Regions from separate parts of the Homo sapiens genome. Here all the other regions are linked to region 2. A link is an interaction called in ENCODE POLR2A ChIA-PET data of the cell type or tissue named here. Cell type or tissue: MCF 10A. All regions are shown on one strand. Region 1 has its middle 70 kb from the start of BTG3. Region 2 overlaps LINC03147 (long intergenic non-protein coding RNA 3147). Region 3 overlaps LOC124904999 (a long non-coding RNA gene). Region 4 has its middle 40 kb from the start of LINC03147.

Region 1 (5,000 bases), 170 kb after region 2:
CATACTGCCAAAAGAAATCTACAAATCCAATGCAATCCCCATCAAAATACCACCATCTCTCTTCACAGAATTAGAAAAAACAATTCTAAAATTCATATGGCACCAAAAAAGAGCCCACACAGCCAAAGCAAGACTTAGCAAAAAGAACAAATCTGGAGGCATCACACTACTTGATTTCAAACCCAAACCCAGCAGAAGATAGGAAATAACCAAGATCAGAGCAGAACTCATACCATAAGGCCATAGTCACCAAAACAGCATGGTACTGGTATAAAAATAGGCACATAGACCAATGGAAAAGAAAAGAGAATCCAGAAATAAACCCAATACTTTCAGCCAACTGATCTTCAACAAAGCAAATGAAAACATAAAGTGGGGAAAGGACACCCTTTTCAACAAATGATCCTGGGATAATTGGCTAGACACATGTAGGAGAATGAAACTGGATCCTCATCTCTCACCTTATAAAAAATCAACTCAAGATGGATTAAGGACTTAAACCTAAGACCTGAAACTATAAAAAATTCTAGAAGATAACATTGGAAATGCCCTTCTAGACATTGGCTGAGGCAAGAATTTCATGACCAAGAACCCAAAAGCAAATGGAGCAAAAACAAAGATAAATAGTTGGGACCTAATTAAACTAAAGAGCTTTTGCACAGCAAAAGGAACAGTCAGCAGAGTAAACAGACAGAATGGGAGAAAATCTTCACAATCTACACATCTGACAGAGGATTAATATCCAGAATCTACAATGAACTCAAACAAATCAGTAAGAAAAAAACTAACAATCCCATCAAAAACTGGGCTAAGGATATGAATAGACAATTCTCAAAAGAAGATATACAAATGGCCAACAAACGTATGGAAAAATGCTCGACATTACTAATGATCAGGGAAATGCAAATCAAAACCATAATGCGATACCACCTTACTCTTGCAAGAATGGCCATAATCAAAAAATCAAAACACAGTAGATGTTTGGTATGGGTATGATGAACAGGGAACACTTCTACACTGCTGGTGGGAATGGAAACTAGTGCAGCCACTATGGAAAACAGTGTGGAGATTCCTTAAAGAACTAAAAGTAAACTACCATTTGATCCAGCAATCCCACTACTACCCAGAGGCAAATAAGTCATTATTCAAAAAAGATACTTGACATGCATGTTTATAGCAGCACAATTCACAATTGCAAAATCATGGAACCAATCCAAATGCCCATCAATCAACAAGTGTATAAAGAAACTGTGATATGTATATATACACACACACACACACACACACACACACACACACACACACACACACACATTGGAATACTACACAGGCATAAAAAGGAATGAATTAACAGCATTTGCAGTTACCTGTATGAGATTGGAGACTATTATTCTAAATGAAGTAACACAGGAATGGAAAACCAAACATCATATGTTCTCACTGATGTGTGGGAGTTAAGCTATGAGGACACAAAGGCATAAGAACGATACAATGGACTTTGGGGACTTAGGGGGAAGAGTGAGAGGGGGATGAGGGATAAAAGATTACAAATATGGTGCAGTGTATACTGCCTGGGTGATGGGTGCACCAAAATCTCACGAATCACCACTAAAGAACTTACCCATGTAACCAAATACCACCTGAACCCCAATAACTTATTGGAAAAAAAGAGTTAAAATAAATAAATAAATAAAATCAAAAGTCTAAAAAATAAATAAACCCAGAGTTCTCAGGAAATTCAGGAAGAAATGCTTCAATGGAACAAAGCTAAAATAATATATTTTCTCCAAAGGCTCTCATTTTCAGTAAAATTCTGTATATTGCTGAGTGAAGCAAATCCAGTTATATTGTTCCCAGGAAGAAAGAGGAGAAGGGTGTGAAAGAGATAAAGCATGTATACTTGAAGCCCACACAGAGTCACATTCTCAGATTTTCCATCCTTACCTTAGGGACAAACACTGGCTTCATGTCATGGGGATGGTAACTGAAGCCTTAAAAGAGTACATCACCAGCTCAGGGACAAATGACTAATACATGGCAGGGTGCAGCTTTGAACTCAGCATAGTGAAGGAAATCAAAATATTTTAACGCAAATATATTTAGTTGACATATTTTGAGATGGCTGTTACAGAGCCAGTAAACAGAAGTTGTCCTGCAAAGCTGTCTTTTGTGAGGAAGATTCACCTCTGTAGAGAATCTGCATCGGTGCACCCAGGCCCTTTCTTGTCTGGATCTAGGAAAGATAAACTGAGAGTTTGACACCTTTAAAGGCCTGAAAGAAACATTCATCATCTATTCAGTCTGAGGTCTGCTACATAACAAGACCACCTTTTCTAGCCAGGCCTCCTCTTCTCTCCCTCTTGGAGGGCTGCCAGCTATGAATTTTCACCTACATAACAAGACCAACTTTTCTAGCCAGGCCTCCTCTTCTCTCCCTCTTGGAGGGCTGCCAGCTGTGAATTTTCACCTACATAACAAGACCACCTTTGCTACAGGCCTCCTCTTCTCTCCCTCTTGTAGCCTGTCTTATCACTATAACCTGATTTACCACCGTAACCTTTTATCGGCCATGCTCTGAGCCTCTATCCTTTCTGTACTTCAGGATGGTATATAAGCTTCTGCACCCCATTAGGGACTGGAACTGGCTTTCAATTCCAAATTCCTGTTGCAGTTCAGCTTTGTCCTTGCATGCGCTCTGTGGTTCTCCCCTGTGTGCACATTAATAGATTTTTATGCCTTTTGTGAGTTGATTTTTCACCAGACCTTCAGAGGGTGAAATAGTTTTTCCTTGGCCCCAACAATGGTCAAAATCAAACCCAAGTTTTATACTTTGTCCTTTTCTTTCCTAAATACCACTCCCTGGACTGGTGCTAGCCTGGTTTCTACCAAGACTCACCTGGGAAGTGTCATAAAAATGCCTGTGTCACACACAGGCTCCAGAAAATCCAATTCAGTGTTTGGAGTAAAATCTGGGAAGCTGTGTTGCTTTTTTAAAAAAAAAAAGTAAATCAAAAAATAAAATTCTAAGGCCCCCGCCCCCAACCAACAGAATGGACCCCTCCTCTCAGCCAAGGGCATTTCAAAGTTAACCTGAAAAAACTAGTTCAGGCCACGATGGGAGTGGGGAGCTGGACATGCCTCATTATACCCTCCTCCATTTTGGAATTATTGACAGAACAGACTCTTTAAATCTGATAAGAAACATTTACAATCTATTCTCTGAAGGCTGCTACCAGGAGACTTCATCTGCACGATAAAACCTTGGTTTCTACAACCCCTTATTGTAACCAGACCTTCCTTTCTATTGATAATAACTCTTTCAACAAATTGCCAATCAGAAAATCTTTAAAGCTACATATAACCTGGAAGGTCTCCTGCTTTGAGTTGTCCCACCTTTCTGGACCAAACCAATATACATCTTACATGTATTCATTGATGTCTCATGTCTCCCAAAAATGTATAAAACCAAGCTGTACTCCGACCACCTCGGGTGCGTGTTCTCAAAATCTTCTGAGGGCTGTGTCAGAGGCCATTGGTCACTCATATTTACCTGAGAATACATCTCTTCAAATATTTTACAGAGTTTGCCACTTTTCATTGACAAAAGTCTCCTTGACATTTTCCTACAGCCAGACTTGGGCACCATTGCAGTATATACTCTTTTAAGCCATTTTTTCCCCCAGCAATTAATTAGTTGATTTCATGAAAAACTTAGCTCATCTTTCAAATCAAAGTAGAATGCATGTGTCACTCTTTGAAAATTTGTTCTTTCTACAAATGACGAAATAAGTTTTCAAAATTTTTAAATTTCCAGTGGTCTTTTAGAAATGTCTGTGAGGTGTAATTTATGGGATGTTTCCTTACACTCAGAAAATGAGGGTGCTTTTTGGAGCGAATTTGTCACCCACAATGGTCTTGCTGCAAAACCCTACTGTTTCCTGCAAGATTCAAGCATTTCCTTACTTCTTGATGGCTCAAAATGCCCGGGCTTCTGATGCTCAGGACAGAATCCCCAGCTCATACATTTTTAGATTTACTTCACTTTCAGGATTTACATATTTTAAGCATGAGGCTATGGATGTGTTTCAACCAATTTTCTAAAATACGCTTTTTCCTAAGACAATTTTTGCTTCTTGTTAAGACTCTGAGTGTTGAACATCTCTTGGGACCTGAGGTGGAGATTTTTATAACCTTCTGCTCTCCAGTTATAGGCTATTTGTGTCCCTACGTCCAAGTCTCAAGTTTATTTCTCCTTCTCATTTACTCCTTTACTATGAAGGGGTCCACAGCTAGACTAAAGTGGGGTTTAACGAACTGCAACCCAGGGGCCATTCTAGCCTGACATCTATTTTTGTTAACTAAAGTTTTATTGGAACACAATGACGTCCATTCATTTGCTTGTCTCTGACTGTTTTTACACTACAGTGGCAAAAAGGAGTAGCCAGAAGTAGACAGAGACCAGATGGCCTGCAAAACCAGAAGTATTTATTATCTGGCTCTTTTTTTTTTTTTTTTTGAGACGGAGTCTCGCTCTGTCACCCAGGCTGGAGTGCAGTGGCGCGATCTCGGCTCACTGCAACCTCTGCCTCCCAGGTTCACACCATTCTCCTGCCTCAGCCTCCTGAGTAGCTGGGACTACAGGCGCCTGCCACCACACCAGGCTAATTTTTTTCTATTTTCAGTAGAGATGGGGTTTCACCGTGTTAGCCAGGATGGTCTCGAACTCCTGACCTTGTGATCCTCCCGCCTCGGCCTCCCAAAGTGCTGGGATTACAGGCGTGAGCCACCGCACCCAGTCCTATCTGGCTCTTTAAAGGAAAAGTTGCCAACCCCTGGACTAACGGAACATTCCTAGTGAAAATATTTATAAGTTTTCTTTCAATAGGGAAACATCACATTACTTCTAGCATCACTCTAAACTGCATGTGCTGTGAGGATTTTGCAGTTTGCCAATGTTTCTTTATCTTTTATCGTTATCTTCAGGCCACAACATACAAAGA
Region 2 (5,000 bases):
TTTTTAAATACATGAATAGATCAGGGGAGATAACAAAATATTAAAAACTTAGTTTCCTCTGGTCAAATATTTATTCTCTGTTTCAGGTAGCTTTTCATAATTGTGATTTCTAGAAAGCTTCTGATAAGGGACTGTTAGTACAAGGCACCGTATCTTTCATTGCATAGAAGGAGTCTGGCAGGCATAAAATCATATTTAACAGTAAAATTTACATTTTTAGAAAACACTGAGAAGCTGAAATATATCCCTGACTGCAAAATGAAACTGTTGATGACATCAAAAATTCTGAGGATTCCCTCTTCAGTGAATGTCTAGTGAATACTTACTATGTGTTATTAGACTTGTAAGTTAGATTGGAGGCAAAATAACATGATAAAACTGAAAACTCAGTCTATTAATGGCTCTTTCTTTATATTTATTTTTTTATTTTCTTATTTTTTTATTAAGACAGAGTGTCACTTTGTCACCCAGGCTGGAGTGCAGTGGCATGATCTTGACTCACTGCAACATCTGCCTCCCAGGCTCAAGCAATCCTCCTACCTCGGCCTCCCAAGTAGCTGGGACTACAGGTGTGTACCACCATGCCTGGCTAATTTTTGTATTTTTTGTAGAGACAGGGTTTCACCATGTTGCCCCAGGCTGGTCTTGAACTCCTGAGCTCAAGTGATCTGCCCACCTTGGCCTCCCAAAATGCTGAGATTACAGGCATGAGCCACACACCTGGCTGGCATCTTCTTTTAAGATTATTTTTAATTGCACAAATTGTACACGATACATGTTTGTGTATTGAAAAATTCAAGTAAATACAGAAGCAAACACCCATGACTATCCCCAATTCTAAAGACTTTGCAGAGGAAAATATGGTTAACAGTTTGGGCTGAACTTTTCCAACTGTTTTTCTAGCTTAGGTTTATATTCTAAGTTCATTCTTAAGGCTTTTCTTTTTCATCTTTAAATTTGCTTTTCTTTCTTTATGCTGATGACTTCCTGTCAGCATTCTTGGTAAGTTATATACTCCGGTGGCGTTGCATCCAGACCCTATAAAGACATTTTTAATAATATCCCAAAGATCCAATCTCTTAAGGCTCTCAGATTTCACCTGTTTTTTAAAAGCAGACATTTTATGGACTGGCGAAGCAATCATTTAGAAACATACATCTCTGAAGCCATAATCATTTTATAATTTGTTCTGCCTCACAAACAACTGCAGCCAGTCTTCCAGGAGGACAATCCTTTAAACTAAATCTCCAGCATTAAAGCCGCTTATGGCTATTTCAGATAATGGGAGCTGTCCAGTCTGTGGTGTGTTCAGTCCCTTTCATTTAGGGAGAATCTGCTGTACGTAATATCGACTTGAAAATGAGCTCCGCACTAGAAATTCAGCAGTGAATGACGGAAATAAGTGAGCTTACAAAATTTATTGGAAATTTCTTTTTGAAGGTCAGAAAATATAACAAGCACAATAGCAAATGTGTATTTTTTTAAATATATATACCACATTCTTATGAGACCCTGTTTTATGGCAGTACCCTTTCAAAAAAAAACTGATTAAAGATAACTCAAACAAAGCCTACTTTGTAGATTTGTCTAAATTTCTGAAATAATAAATAAATACACAAGCCAAAAAAAATCTCTGGACATTTCCCCCAAAAGGAAAAAAAAATCCCAAAAAATATGTTCTTTGTGGACCTTGTAATAAGTCATATTTGTGAAGAAACACACTCTGTCACTTAAGAGTATATCATCTTGAATACTATTGGAATTTTTATTATACTCAGTTTCCTCTTTAAATTGGAAATTATAATGTCTGTTTTACAAGTATTGTTGAAAAATATGTTTGGGTTCCCCCCAAATTTATATGTTAAAAAGTAATTCCCAATGTGAAGGCATTAGGATGTGGGGCCTTTGGAAGGTGATTAGGTCATAAGGTTGGAGCCCTCATAGGGGGATTATGCCCTTTTAAGGGTCTGAAGAGACCAGAGTTCTTCCCTTCCACCATGTGAGAAAACAGCAAGAAGGTACCATTCTATGAACCAGGAAATGAACCTTCACCATATATCAAATATGCTGGTGCCTTGCTCTTGGACTTCCCAGCCTCTAGAACTGTAAAAAATGAATTCATGTTGTTTATAAACCACCCAATTTATGGGATTCTGTTATAGCAGCCTGAACAAAAGAAGACAATTGTACAATGTATGCATAGCAGAGGCTTTGCCATGTGCCTGCCCCATCACTGATTCCAGTTCCAACTGGTGGCAGACAATTCCCATACATACTGGAAAAACCTTATGCCAGATGTTTGCCTTATTGCTCAGCTTTTCTGCCTCAGGACTCGTTCTGAAGCTATAAGATTCCTCAGCCTTATATAGGACAGTCCAGAAACGTTGGGGCACTAACATCCATGGGCACAACCCTCAGCCAGTGAGAAATGGGGGTCAGTAAATAAATGCCTCAGTCTTCTGTTCTTCAGAGGAACAATTCTGAAATTCATTCTATATGGCTCCCTGAGGGGTCCATGGAATTGAGCCAGTTCTCCATAGCAATAACTGGCTCAATAATATATCTTTAATTGGCTTCCTGGAATCATTCCTCAAATAAATTATTTTCACCCAAATGCGTGTCTCAAGCTCTGCTAGGGGTAGAACCCAAACTAAGATATTAGTTAAAGTGCTTTTAATAGCGCCCTGTGGCCAGGTGTAGTGGCTCACGCCTGTAATCCCAGCACTTTGGGAGGCCAAGGCAGGTGGATCACGAGGTCAAGAGATCGAGACCATCTTGGCCAACGTGGTCAAACCCCATCTCTAAGAAAAATACAAAAATTAGCTGGGCGTGGTGGTGCACGCCTGTAGTCCCAGCTACTTGGGAGGCTGAGGCAGGAGAATCACTTGAACTCAGGAGGCAGAGGTTGCAGTGAGCTGAGGTCGCGCCACTGCACTCCAGCCTTCCAGCCTGGCGACAGAGCAAGACTCTGTCTCAAAAAAAAAAAAAGAGTCCAGTATAAAATTCATGGTTAGTATATGATGGTTTCGTTTCCTATGCCTCTTCAGTAGTGTCATTCTTTACTTGTGAATCAGATATCCAGATCTAAGCAATGACTCACTCTGGGGAAAAACAATGTCCTAAATATGGTAGCCTGTAGAGGCCACTGAGGACTTGAAATGCAGCCAATTCAAATTGAGAGGTGCTGACAGTGTAAGCTTTACAAGAGATTTCAAAAACTTAGAATAAAAAAAAGTAAAGTATCTCATGATATAATAATTTGTAGATTGATTAGTTGAAATAACACTGTGGATATATTGGGTGAAATAAAATATAGTATTAATATTAATTCCACTTGTTTCTTCTCATGTTTTCAAATATGGCTACCCAAATTTTTTAAGTTATATTAAGGCTTGTATACATCTATTGGACAGCGCTGCTCTAAACATTATAGGAAAGAGTCATGGTGTGAAGAGAGAGAGAGAATGTATGTGCGACTCAGAATATTCAACAAGATGTTTAATTGTAAGCCACAGAAACAATTTAGGCGGATGTAAGAAAGACTTCATTAAAGATTAAAGGAGGCTCCAAAACCTGGCCCAAAGAATCAAGCTTGGAGGCTGCACAGCGGGTACAATTGTATAGAGATAGTCTGCAAAATACCTGCCATCATTTTTCTTCCTGTATCCACATCCCTTAACAATGTGACTTTGAAGTTCCTCCCATCAGGAGGTAGGGTGTTTCTTTACCCTTTGATTTGGTGCTGGCCTTGTGACTTGCTTTGGCCAAAAGAATGTGGCAGAAGTGATGGTTATATCAGTTCTGAATGTAGACTTCACAGGAGCTCTACTTCTTGGAACCCTGCTGACCTGTCATGTGAACAACCCTGGGCTGGACTGTTCGGTGATAGAGACATGCGGTCCAGTCATCCCCATAGCCTCAGCTGACAGTCAGCCAAACCACAGAAACAGAGCTGCCTCATCGACCAGCAGCCAACTCCAAACACATGAATGAGCCCAGAGCTGTTCAGTTAAACCCAATTCAAACTGCTGTTTTCACAAGATCATAAATAAGCTAAATATAAGTTACTAAGTTCTGAGATGACTTGTGTCAAAGATAAATCCAGACACTGGTTAGACACTGGTTAAAGCACTAAGAATAAACTTTATTCCGTAATTATCACTGCAAAGGGAAAGAGGTTCCAACATGAACTGAACTTTGATTTGTGCAGAGGTGACTGGGCATGTTAAAGGGACAATGAGGGACTAAGGAAGGGGGAATGAGCAGGGGCTTAAGCAGAAACTGATCTTGTTAATTGGTGCTTATCTAAAGGAGAAGCAAACTTCTTATATTTATATGGCAGAAGGCAGTGGTGTAAATTAGAGGCAAGGTGCCACGGGGCTGGGCACCAGAGGGGGAATTATTTCCCTGAATGTTAATTTTGGGTGGTAGAAGATCTACATCGCAAAGGGGAAGAGAAAGGAATTACAACTGCAAGCTTCCTAAACTACAACTGCTCTAAGAGGGGAGGGTTCAGGGGCCTGTTTATTACTGGTTTGGACTGGATCAGTCTTGAGCTTTCCAAGGTGAGCAGTTTAAGGGGCTAGGGTCATTCTAGGAATGTAGCTTTGAGCTGCTAGAAACTATATTAATTTTTGCTCAAAAATTTTAGTGTGGGAGTGGAGTATGGAAAATAGACAAAAATCATTTATGCTGAGAGTCTGCAGTTTTTATAAGCCTACACTGGGGCATGGTCAAAAACAGAACTCAGAAGAGCTTATCTAAAGTTCAGTCAAGAAGAGAGTCTTTGCGACTTACCACTTAGTTATGGGATGATCAGTTATGCAGCAAAATCTAAATAATATCATTTTTCAAATCACACCACAGAACTGGTGCATTGGAAACCCCACCACCCCTCCTGCTAGACCCAGAAACTGCAGCTTGCGTGGCTGACCTACTGATACCAAACATGGCACCACTACTAGGGTCTCTGGAAAGGGCATGTACCTCCCACCACGGCT
Region 3 (5,000 bases), 190 kb after region 2:
GTGATCCACCTGCCTCGGCCTCCCAAAGTGCTGGGATTACAGGTATGAGTCACCATGCCTGGCCAATATACCTTTTAGAAACAACCTTTATTTGTTTATTTATTTATTTATTTGAGGTGAAGTCTCACTCTGTCGCCAGGCTGGAGTGCAGTGGTGCGATCGTGACTCACTGCAACCTCCGCCTCCTGGGTTCAAGCAATTCTCCTGCCTCAGCCTCCTAAGTAGCTAGGATTACAGGTGCCCGCCACCACGCCTGGTTAATTTTTTTATTTTTAGTAGAGACGGGGTTTCACCATGTTAGCCAGGATGGTCTCGATCTCTTGACCTGATGATCTGCCCGCCTCGGCCTTCCAAAGTGCTGGGATTAGAGGCGTGAGCCACCACGCCACACCATAAACATCCTTTTCTATCTTCCCAAGCATACTGGAAGGTTTATGACAGAAATGTCCCAAAGACTGGAGAAAAACAAAGATTAAAAACCATTGCTTTTGATTTTAGACAATGCAACCCCAAGTACAGAACTGCTTGACCTAATTTCTAATCCCTCAGGCAGTTTTGGTGAAATAGTCATTGCTTTGCCCTAGTCTTCCCAGAACAAGAACCAAACGTCCCTGAGGACACCAAATGACACCACCACCCCACCGCCAAGCTGGCACCAGCAAAGACGTAGGCTATTTGCAGAGAGCATGCCGCCTCTGCTGTGAGTGGGCTGTAAACTACCAGGGAGATGCGTGCTGCCTGCCTGGAGACAGGGTTGCTAGGTGCCTCTGAAGTAGTGAGACCGAGAGGTGTACATTTTTCCCCCACACTTCTTATTTTACACAGTGACAGTTGTAGCCTGGAAACAGAACTGAAGAATAGTGCCTGTAGTGTAGGGTATGATGGCCAGCCAAGTGCCCTATGGGGCAGAAGGAGTGGGGTTGAAGCTTTTATCAGGAACAGGAGAAAAAAGTAATGTGATTTGGTTTCACCATAATTACTTAAGCAGGCTGCGTGAGAACTAATTATGAGTTAATCTGGCTCCAGAGAAACCCCACCTCTTCCCTTTTCTAGAATGGTACTAAAATATCAACATTGCATCACCAGAAATCATTCCCATTGGTGGCCTTTCTTAAGAAAAGCAGCATGCTCTTTCCCTCGGAAAGCCACTGGAATCTGTACACACCCAGGAATTTACATCTTCCCAAGACAAATAAAATACCTCTGACACTCAACTCAGAGTGCTTGCCCATGATTATATCATGGAGAGAGTGTCGTTTTTAAATCTGGGGAGTAAGGAATGCAGAGAAGGAAATGAAGAATAAGTTAAGAGCTTTCTGCCATTGTTAGACTCAGGAGGGGTTCTGAATTTCAGAACCAGGCTGCTCATTGATGATATCTTGACTCTCCCAGGTTCTCACCAGGATCCAATGGCCCTAAGGAGACAAGTACATTTGCTTGGAAAACTGGTCACCTAATTCCCAAAAGGACAGAGCTAACATTATATGTCTCAGCATCCAGTCCATCCTAGATGGATTTCGATTCTATCTAGGTTAGTAGTCCACATTACAGCTCTAGATGAAAATTCAATAATGCTGCTAGAATATGCTTGTAGAATAAGCTTATCTGTAATATGCAGACCTTATGTGAGTTCTGAGAATGAAAGGAGTTGGTATACTACAAGTGTAGAAAGAGCATGGATTCAAATGCTGGGTTCAACCTGGCTTCAAATCCTGACTGATGCTTTCTAGCTGTATGGAATTTACTGGCCTTCTCTGAGTCTTAGATTCAACTGGGAAAGGCAGTAAAAATGTCATTCCCCTTGAAGGATCTATGTAAGAATGAGAAATAATACATGAAGTGCTTTCACAGCACTTGAGACAGAGGATGTACACTATAAATGGTAACACATGCGATAGTCATGTCTCTCGCTATGAGAGTGTTGGGGCTCAGAAAGCGATACCCCAAAGACTGGTGCTTTGAAATGTTGAGAGGACTTAGAAGCTGCCTCAGAATCAAGGTCCTTCTAACCTTGACTTGTTCCTCCACCTCAAGCACAGGGAGTGATTCTTTCTGGAATGTCCTTATCTGACCAAGAAAATTTCTTTCCAAAAGAATTGTAATTGTCTTAAACCCCTTTTCTAGGGAATCTCATCAAACAACCAGGGAGGATCAACCACCAGAGAAAAGAAGAGACTGGGAGTCATCACCATGTCCCCAACAGAATTTTCATCTATCCTTCTGAGGACAGCTCCAAGTGATTACCTAGAGGACTTTGCTTCATAATAAGTCAACCTTCATTCCTGTGCAGCCCCACCTCTCACCTTCCCAAAATGTCTGCCTCCCATCTTCTGGGTCCATTCATTCTCTCAAATGATTTGCTGCCCCTCAAAAGAATTTTCCACGTTCCTCATCTCTCCCCTCCCCTGGGAAAAAGCATATATAAGCTTCTATACCACCCTGGGTTATTGGGTAATCATTCTCCAGCAATTCTCCCATCCTGTGCACATCAAATAAATTCTGTATGCGTTTTCTTTTATTAATGTGCTTTTTGTCTGTTGATTTTCAGTGAGTCTTTAGAGGGCAAAGGGGAAATTTTCTCCCTGCAAGAGTCTTATTATCCGAGTGTCTCTGCAAGCAGCACGTGGGGGTTACAAAGACAGACAATGCCTGACTTTTGTCTTCTGAACCACCACGGTTTAGTTAGATGGAGGCGGGAAGGAAGGAGGTAGGGAGAGTGGGACTACCTGAAGCAAGTAGCAACAAAACGACACTATATAATTAGATAGAAAATTGTGTGTTACAAATTCTGGGTGGGGTAGGAATTCAGGGAAAAGAAAGAACAATGAGGGTGCAGCAATAGCTTCAACCACTGAACAGAAAAACAAACATAAGCGTGATTTGCCAACTGTCAAGATTTACACAGAAGTCATACAGTAGGTCCAGCAAAAACAGAAGAGCTGTACACCAAGGCTCATTTTTAGCACCCAAAGGGCATGCAAGCAAAAGCAGCTAGCTCTGGTTACTTTTTCCCCAAAGAAACATTCTCGAAGACTGGTGGGCTTTGAAGGTTCTAAGCATGGGCCTTGACTGGGTCCACCCGTGGCGTTTAAGAGATGAGCCGCCATCTTTATTTTGCAAGAAAAGTCAGTTTACAGTTAGAAAACAAGGAGCAGAAATAAATCATACCATTCCAGAAAAGGTACAAGCTGAAATGTAAGTTTCAAAATGTAGCCCCTTGTAAGGTTAGAATGGCTTACTCTTCCTATGACTCTGCTTATCCCCCTCGTCAGATATTCCCTTAAATATAATGGGCTTATGCCCAATCCCGTGAACATGGAGGTACAATCAATGGCACTTTTATAGCTAATCAGAATCTTTATGCTCAGGAAAATGTACAACTGTAGTCATTATTGATGACCACCCCTACAGTGGGAGAAGAGAAAAGAAAACACAGTAGCAATGATTATGTATTTAAGTCACACTAATACTTTATATTTTGTGCAGATTTGCCTAAATACCATAAATACTTCAATGTAAGATGACATTTCCCCTGAACATTTTTTCATACAAATAAAATGAATTCCCTTATATTGGAGTCTTTATAAAATCTATCCAGTTATAGGAGTCCTATTCAATTATTTTGAACAGCTAATTATATATGTATGAATATAAAGTGTAGTTTTTCCCATTTTTTTCTTAGAGATACAAGAATTCACCTTATATTTTAATCTGTACAAAATCTTTCCTGTTATGAGAGGCCTATCCAATTATTTTGAAAAGCTCATTGTGAGAAGACACGATGTTCTGATTCAGTCTCAATCAGTGCAAGTTTAAAATGCTTATAGGGATCAGCTGATGGCGTTGGTAAAAAAAGAAGACAAAAATATTTTACACGGATTTGTAATGATTCCTGGAGGTATGAATTCTAAATTATAACAGTTGGGTAACACTGTAAATGTTCCATTTAAAGGACAACTTAAAAAACAGTAGACTAAGTGATTATATTGGAAAGATTATAAATATAGATTCACATATGAAATAAACCAACGCTGGAGTAAAGATGGCTAAATGAACATATTCATTTGTGTTTTGAACCCCCACTAAAACATGATAAAGAGTTTTTTTTTTCCAGAACATAAAATTATAGGGACCAAAAATGAGGGAAGAGACAACAGCATCAAAACTTGGAAGTTGGGGCCAGGTGTGGTGGCTCATGCCTATAATCTGAGCACTTTGGGAGGCTGGGGCGGGATTGCTTGAGCTCAGGAGTTCGAGACCAGTCTGGGCAACGTAGTGAGACCCTTGTCTCTACAAAAGATAAAAGCAAAAATAAATTAGTCAGGCATGGTGGCTCACACCTGTAGTCCCAGCCACTCAGGAGGCTGAAGCAGGATGATTGCTTGAGCTTGAGAGTTCAAGGTTGCAGTGAGTGTGATCGTGCCACTGCACTCCAGCCCATGTGACGGAAAAAAGAAAAAGAAGGCCGGGCGCGGTAGCTCACGCCTGAATCCCAGCACTTTGGGAGGCTGAGGCGGCTGGATCACGAGGCCAAAAGATCAAGACCATCGTGGCCAACATGGTGAAACCCCATCTCTAAAAATACAAAAATTAGCTGGGCGTGGTGGTGCGCACTTGTAGTCCCAGCTACTCAAGAGGCTGAGGCAGGAGAATCACTTGAACCTGGGAGGCAGAGGTTGCAGTGAGCTGAGATCGCACCACTGCACTCCAGCCTGGTGACAGGGCAAGACTCCATCTCAAAAAAAAAAAGAAAAAAGGAAGTTGGAAAGGAAATAAATGAAAGAAAACTGATGTAGCATACAGAAAAAGTGCTGGCTCCCAAGATGGTAGGAGAAAAGCTGAGAAGCCATTGATTGCAACACAAGTCTTGGGAACTGGTAGTGCTAGGTGGCTCTGAAAATAAAATTGAAAAGAGCAAAAACAAACAATTAGAGCCTCAAGTCTCCTATCTACTTTCAAGAAAAGCCTGGAAATTTATTTTTTGGGCAAAGCTAACACAG
Region 4 (5,000 bases), 76 kb before region 2:
CTAGTGAACCTATTCAATATAATGGAACAAAGAATCATCAAATGCTTCCAGCTGAATATACCTGTACCCTTTCCAGTAACAATATAAATTTTTCTCCATCAAAGTTAGTTAACCTCACAAAAAGGAAGAGGATTTTTATTCTGTGTGTTGCGTAGGTGGAAGAGCAGCTACATCTTTCATTTATCATTTGAGGTCTTTATTCATTTAACAACTATTTATTGGAAGCCTACTATATATAAAAGATAAACCTACTATGGACCAAATGCTCCAACTCTATGGTCCATCAGAATATTCTATCAGCATGAGCAGTGGAGGCAGGCAGCTATAAGGTGAATGGCCCACTCGTACCTCCCTCTGGCAGAAACAGTGGTGGATTTGGTCATTGTGGCACATGTAGGTGCTGGTCTCCCTGTTCCCACCCTACAGCTGCTGCTATTAAAATGAAAGCAGGAGCCCCAGGGCAGGATGCAGGCCTCTGAGGATCCATTATAGTCCATTCCTTTATGCCTTGAAAATCTTCCAGCCTTCTCCTGTCCTCTATTAAATGCAAATATACCACAGAAAAGAAATGTTTTGAACCACTATTAGGCAACAACTGTCAGGACCATATGACCACCTTCTAAATATAAGAACAGCACGTAGCAAGCCAGGAACAGAGAGGATATCAAAGACAATGTTATAAGCGCTAAAGACAAACCTCATCTATAATCTGCCTAGGAAATGCCCAAATTCCATTCTATACGTGTGGGCAGGGGTATATTCAACTCCCTCTCATTTCCCTATTTTTCTGGAGCCAATATTCAAGTTTTCTTCAACTCTGGGATATATATATATACACACACACATACATACATATACATATATATACATATATACATATATACATATATATACATATATACATATATACATATATATACATATATACATATATACATACACACAGATATACATACATACACACAGATATACATATACATACATATACACATATATGCATACATATACATATATGCATACACATATGTGTGTATGTCTGTGTGTGTGTGCGTGTGTGTGTGTGTGTCTGTGTATTTAAAAGGTCTTTCTACCTAGGATAGATTATAGAAAGGCAATTTCCAAAATGGCCCAGATTGCCCACTAATGCACTCTTTATCCTAAACTTCCCAGTGACTTATGTTCCAGAGTATTCTTTTTATAATATTTGCCTTTAGAAAGTCTTAATCCTGATTCCCAACTGTATTCAAGTACGATCACTTTAGTAACTTGGTGATATGGTTTGGCTGTGTCCCCACCCAAAATCTCATCTTGAATTGTAATCCCTATAATCCACGTGTCAAGGGCGGGACCAGGTGGAGGTAAATGAATCGTGGGGGCGGTTTCTGTCATGTTGTTCTCGTGACAGTGAGTGAGTATCACAAGATCTGATAGTTTTATCACCATCTGGCATTTCCCCTGCTTGCATCTCTCCATGCTGAGGCCCTGTGAAGAAGGTGTTTGCTTCTCCTTTGCCTTCTGCCATGATTATAAGTTTCCTGAGGCCTCCCCAGCAATGAGGAACTGTGAGTTAATTAAACTTCTTTCCTTTATAAACTATCCAATCTCAGGTATTTCTTCATAGAAGTATGAGAATGGACTAATACACTTCAGGAAAAAAAAAAAAAAAACCCACCTTATTTATTTGTTACCCTCAGTAGCTTACTTAATCATTTGTCCTTGTGTAAACAATGTGTGTTGAGACCCTAGGCAAGTATAATTCTGTTGTCTAACCTAAAACAAAGAATTAAATTTTTTTTTCATTTCATAAAGGAAAAGCTAAACTTTTGTAAAATGGCAATACAAATATCAACACATGTTATGTTTAATTAGTTGGACTAATATGAAAGCTGTCTGTGTATCAGCTTTTTAAGATTTTCATCCTGATCTTTGAGAACTGAGCAGTGCGGTTTTGCTGCCCTCTTGAGGAAAGACAAGAATCATTACACCTACTAATTTAGAGTTTTTATGTTCTCATTATGCTTATTGGAACTAATTAAATTACTATTAATTAAACCACAAATTAAAATAAGTTTTGAAATACTAATTGTCTATTAAACATCTCAAATTATATCCTCATGAGTAAACAAAGAAAAAGAATAAACATCTCAAAGAAACTTATAATCACTACATTACTAAACTTTGAAAATAACCAATAAAAGATATTGGGTCCACTATTTGACCTTTCTGGACAACCAACATGGAATAGTCATTTACTCAAAGGAACTCAGAAAGTGTGTGGCTCACTTATAGTCCTGGATTGCCTGTATAAAATGTAATGAATAAAATAACAAAAATAGGAATCATCCAAATCTATTATAAATAAATTTATCCTTTTACTCGCAGGCGAATTTAAAATTTGTGGATGTTAACATACTAAGTTCCTATAATTTAAATCTCCCAATTCATGACAATGAAAAAGCAAACTCCATAAGGAGTAGCTCCTTGTTTATTTATTCAACAAGCATTTATTCAAAGCCTTCTATGTACTCTTTATGAATAATGCCAAAGGTCAGTTGAGAAATCAATGAGTTATTTAATTCTTTCCTATTTGCCCTCTGACACTTCAAATGTGTGGCCAAATTTACACTCAGCATGAAAGTCAGCTATCAGGAAACTGGCCCAGGTGCATACATCTTCACCCATTCTCCACCTGAGCAATCAAACCATTAATATGTATTAAGAGCTCTCTGCCTGCACAGTTCTAAAATTTTAAACCTGTGAAAACTGAGAGTCAACTTTCATGTTATGGACTGGTCACAATTTTGGATATGCACACTGTAGCATGGTACTAGAGTGACCACTAGAGGTCGCATCAGGTGGAATTTACAGAGGCTGCTCATACGCAGATTGGATTCTCCTCAGGGGTGTGTCCTTTCCTTTCTTCCACCCCACACGGCCACTAGTGCCCCCTCCCTTGAGCTTGGCTGCCCAGATTGCTCACTAATGCACTCTTTAACCTAAACTTCCAGTGACTTATGTTCCAGACTATTCTTTTTATAATATTTGCCTTTAGAATGTCTTAATCCTGATTCCCAACTGTATTAACTAATTCAGACCACAGGCTTAATGAGTGATCATTGATTGGTGTCTTTGTCTTCTTATGTAGCATTTTTTTAACAGAGCCAGATAAGGACAAGCTCTGTGGTAATATAACAGAATGATTAGCAGTGCACCTATTTGGTTTTACAAGGTGGATATGATGACAATGTACAAAAAAGAAAAACTTATTTCTGTAGACTTATTAATTTCTACCCTGAATGCAATATCAAGCATGTATTATTGATTTTTATGTTATGTTCAGCTAAAAAGTCCTTCAGTCTAGAGATTTCAGATAATAAAAAGTCCAGGTCAGAACAGTCCCGACTAATTGTATAATGACAATCTCATTTCAAGTTAAAACTTCTCTTCTCTCCCAGCTTCAGACTTGGAAGCCTGCAATGGGCAAATAGGATGAAGCTGGCTTCCTTTCTCTTCCTTGTTCACCTCCTCTCCTGCTAGGTCAGGCCCAGGGAAGAGGAGTTGGCAGGAAAGTGCACAGCTGCTCCATGGTGACACAGTTGTGATCTCACATCATTTCTCTCCGGTCTCCAAGGCTGATTCTCCAATAAAGGGTTTTTGGAGACAGCCCTCGGACACCTTTGCACTAGAGTGCACCAACTGCCTCTCCTCCCACAGGCTACTTACTGCTCCCTCCTGCTGGCCCTTGGGCTTCTGGCTGCCCATTTCTCTCCTCAAGTCCCTTCACCATCAGCTATACTCCAGCGGAGGATGCTGACCAGCTCTCTTTTCTGCATTCACACAGCTTTCACAGGAAATGCTACTTTTATTCTCCCCCTTGTGTACATGCCTTTGCTCCCTGTTTAGCACTTTGTATGGTGCTACCGGGCAGAGGCACCTCCAGCCACAGCCTCTCACCTTTAGCTTCCTCAGGCATGAGCCAAATATCAGACACTCTATCCCTCAAACTCCAAGAGACCCTCACGTTCCTCAACATCCTTCTCTTCCAAAGAAAGGGAGAGGGGAAGAACAGCATGTCAACAACACTCTCCAAAGAATTCCTGACTCTCAGCTTCTTTGACTTCAACCTGTTTCAAAACTCAAGTAAGTGATTGTTTAAAGCTATCTTTGTGTTGCCATCTTTCTAGTTCCACATGAGTAGTTTGGCACCTTTTCTAAATTATAGGGCTACTTAAGAACAAGTATTTTGTTCCTGGCCTTTGGGACTTGTATAAAACTGAAGAACTGGCCAGGCACAGTGGCTCAGGCCTGTAATCCCAGTACTTTGGGAGGCTGAGGTGGGCGAATCACGAGGTCAGGAGTTTGAGACCAGCCTGACCAACATGGTGAAACCCCGTCTCTACTAAAAATACAAAAAATTAGCTGGACATAGTGGCGGGCACCTGTAGTCCCAGCTACTCCAGAGGCTGAGGCAGGAGAATTGCTTGAACCCAGGAGGCGGAGGTTGCAGTGAGCCGAGATTGTGACCCCACACTCCAGCCTGGGCAACAATGCGAGACTTCGTCTCAAAAAAAAAAAAAAAAACTGAAGAATTAGGGAAAATGTTATATAAAATGTCCTCTGAGATCTTGTGGGAAAGTTGTTAACATCTTTTTACTTTTTTTAATTTATTTTACAAATCTGTAAAATTGAGCCCATGCTTACACCTACCTCATAGGGCAGTTGTCAGCATTTATGGTGATAATGCAGACTTTGGCAGGAAAAAAAAAAAGAGGCAGAAAAAGACAAAGTCTGCTGTAAATAATGGAAAAGCTTGTGAAAGGAAAATAAATCTTGAGGCCCCCAAATCACTAAGCTAAAGGGAAAAGTCAAGCTGGGACTACTTAGGGCAAACCTGCCTCCCATTCTATTCAAAGCCAACCCCCACCCCTGCTCACTGAGATAAATGCATATCTCATTGCCTTCTTTGGAGGGGCTAATCAGAAACTCAAAAGAATGTAACC

The links. ChIA-PET counts read pairs that join two places held together with the same protein. Peaks named below come from ENCODE experiments on the same cell type or tissue, not always from the same donor. Only the 100,000 strongest peaks of a DNase experiment are listed, where the experiment ranks them.
Region 1: POLR2A ChIA-PET joins it to region 2 with 5 read pairs; 4 of 35 experiments call an interaction of 5 or more read pairs at or near these places.
Region 3: POLR2A ChIA-PET joins it to region 2 with 6 read pairs; 3 of 35 experiments call an interaction of 5 or more read pairs at or near these places.
Region 4: POLR2A ChIA-PET joins it to region 2 with 5 read pairs; 2 of 35 experiments call an interaction of 5 or more read pairs at or near these places.

Annotation. Positions count from the first base shown.
Region 1 is chr21:17,680,135-17,685,134 of GRCh38, reverse strand. No RefSeq gene overlaps it. Among named protein-coding and RNA genes, the nearest start is that of BTG3, 70 kb to the right of the region's middle. In MCF 10A, no CTCF peak of the experiment used is centred here; no DNase peak of the experiment used is centred here.
Region 2 is chr21:17,847,363-17,852,362 of GRCh38, reverse strand. All of the region lies in intron 1 of LINC03147 (long intergenic non-protein coding RNA 3147), which reads left to right. The region is part of intron 2 of LOC124900465 (a long non-coding RNA gene); the gene reads right to left. Among named protein-coding and RNA genes, the nearest start is that of C21orf91, 31 kb to the right of the region's middle. In MCF 10A, no CTCF peak of the experiment used is centred here; DNase peaks (open chromatin) are centred at 3,112 and 3,912.
Region 3 is chr21:17,656,794-17,661,793 of GRCh38, reverse strand. LOC124904999 (a long non-coding RNA gene) reads left to right here. Exons shown (of 2, transcript XR_007067821.1): 2 at 2,125-2,518. Among named protein-coding and RNA genes, the nearest start is that of BTG3, 46 kb to the right of the region's middle. In MCF 10A, no CTCF peak of the experiment used is centred here; no DNase peak of the experiment used is centred here.
Region 4 is chr21:17,923,044-17,928,043 of GRCh38, reverse strand. It overlaps a transcript of CHODL not described here. Among named protein-coding and RNA genes, the nearest start is that of LINC03147, 40 kb to the right of the region's middle. In MCF 10A, CTCF peaks have their summits at 1,987 (motif pointing left) and 2,858 (motif pointing right); DNase peaks (open chromatin) are centred at 1,953 and 2,863.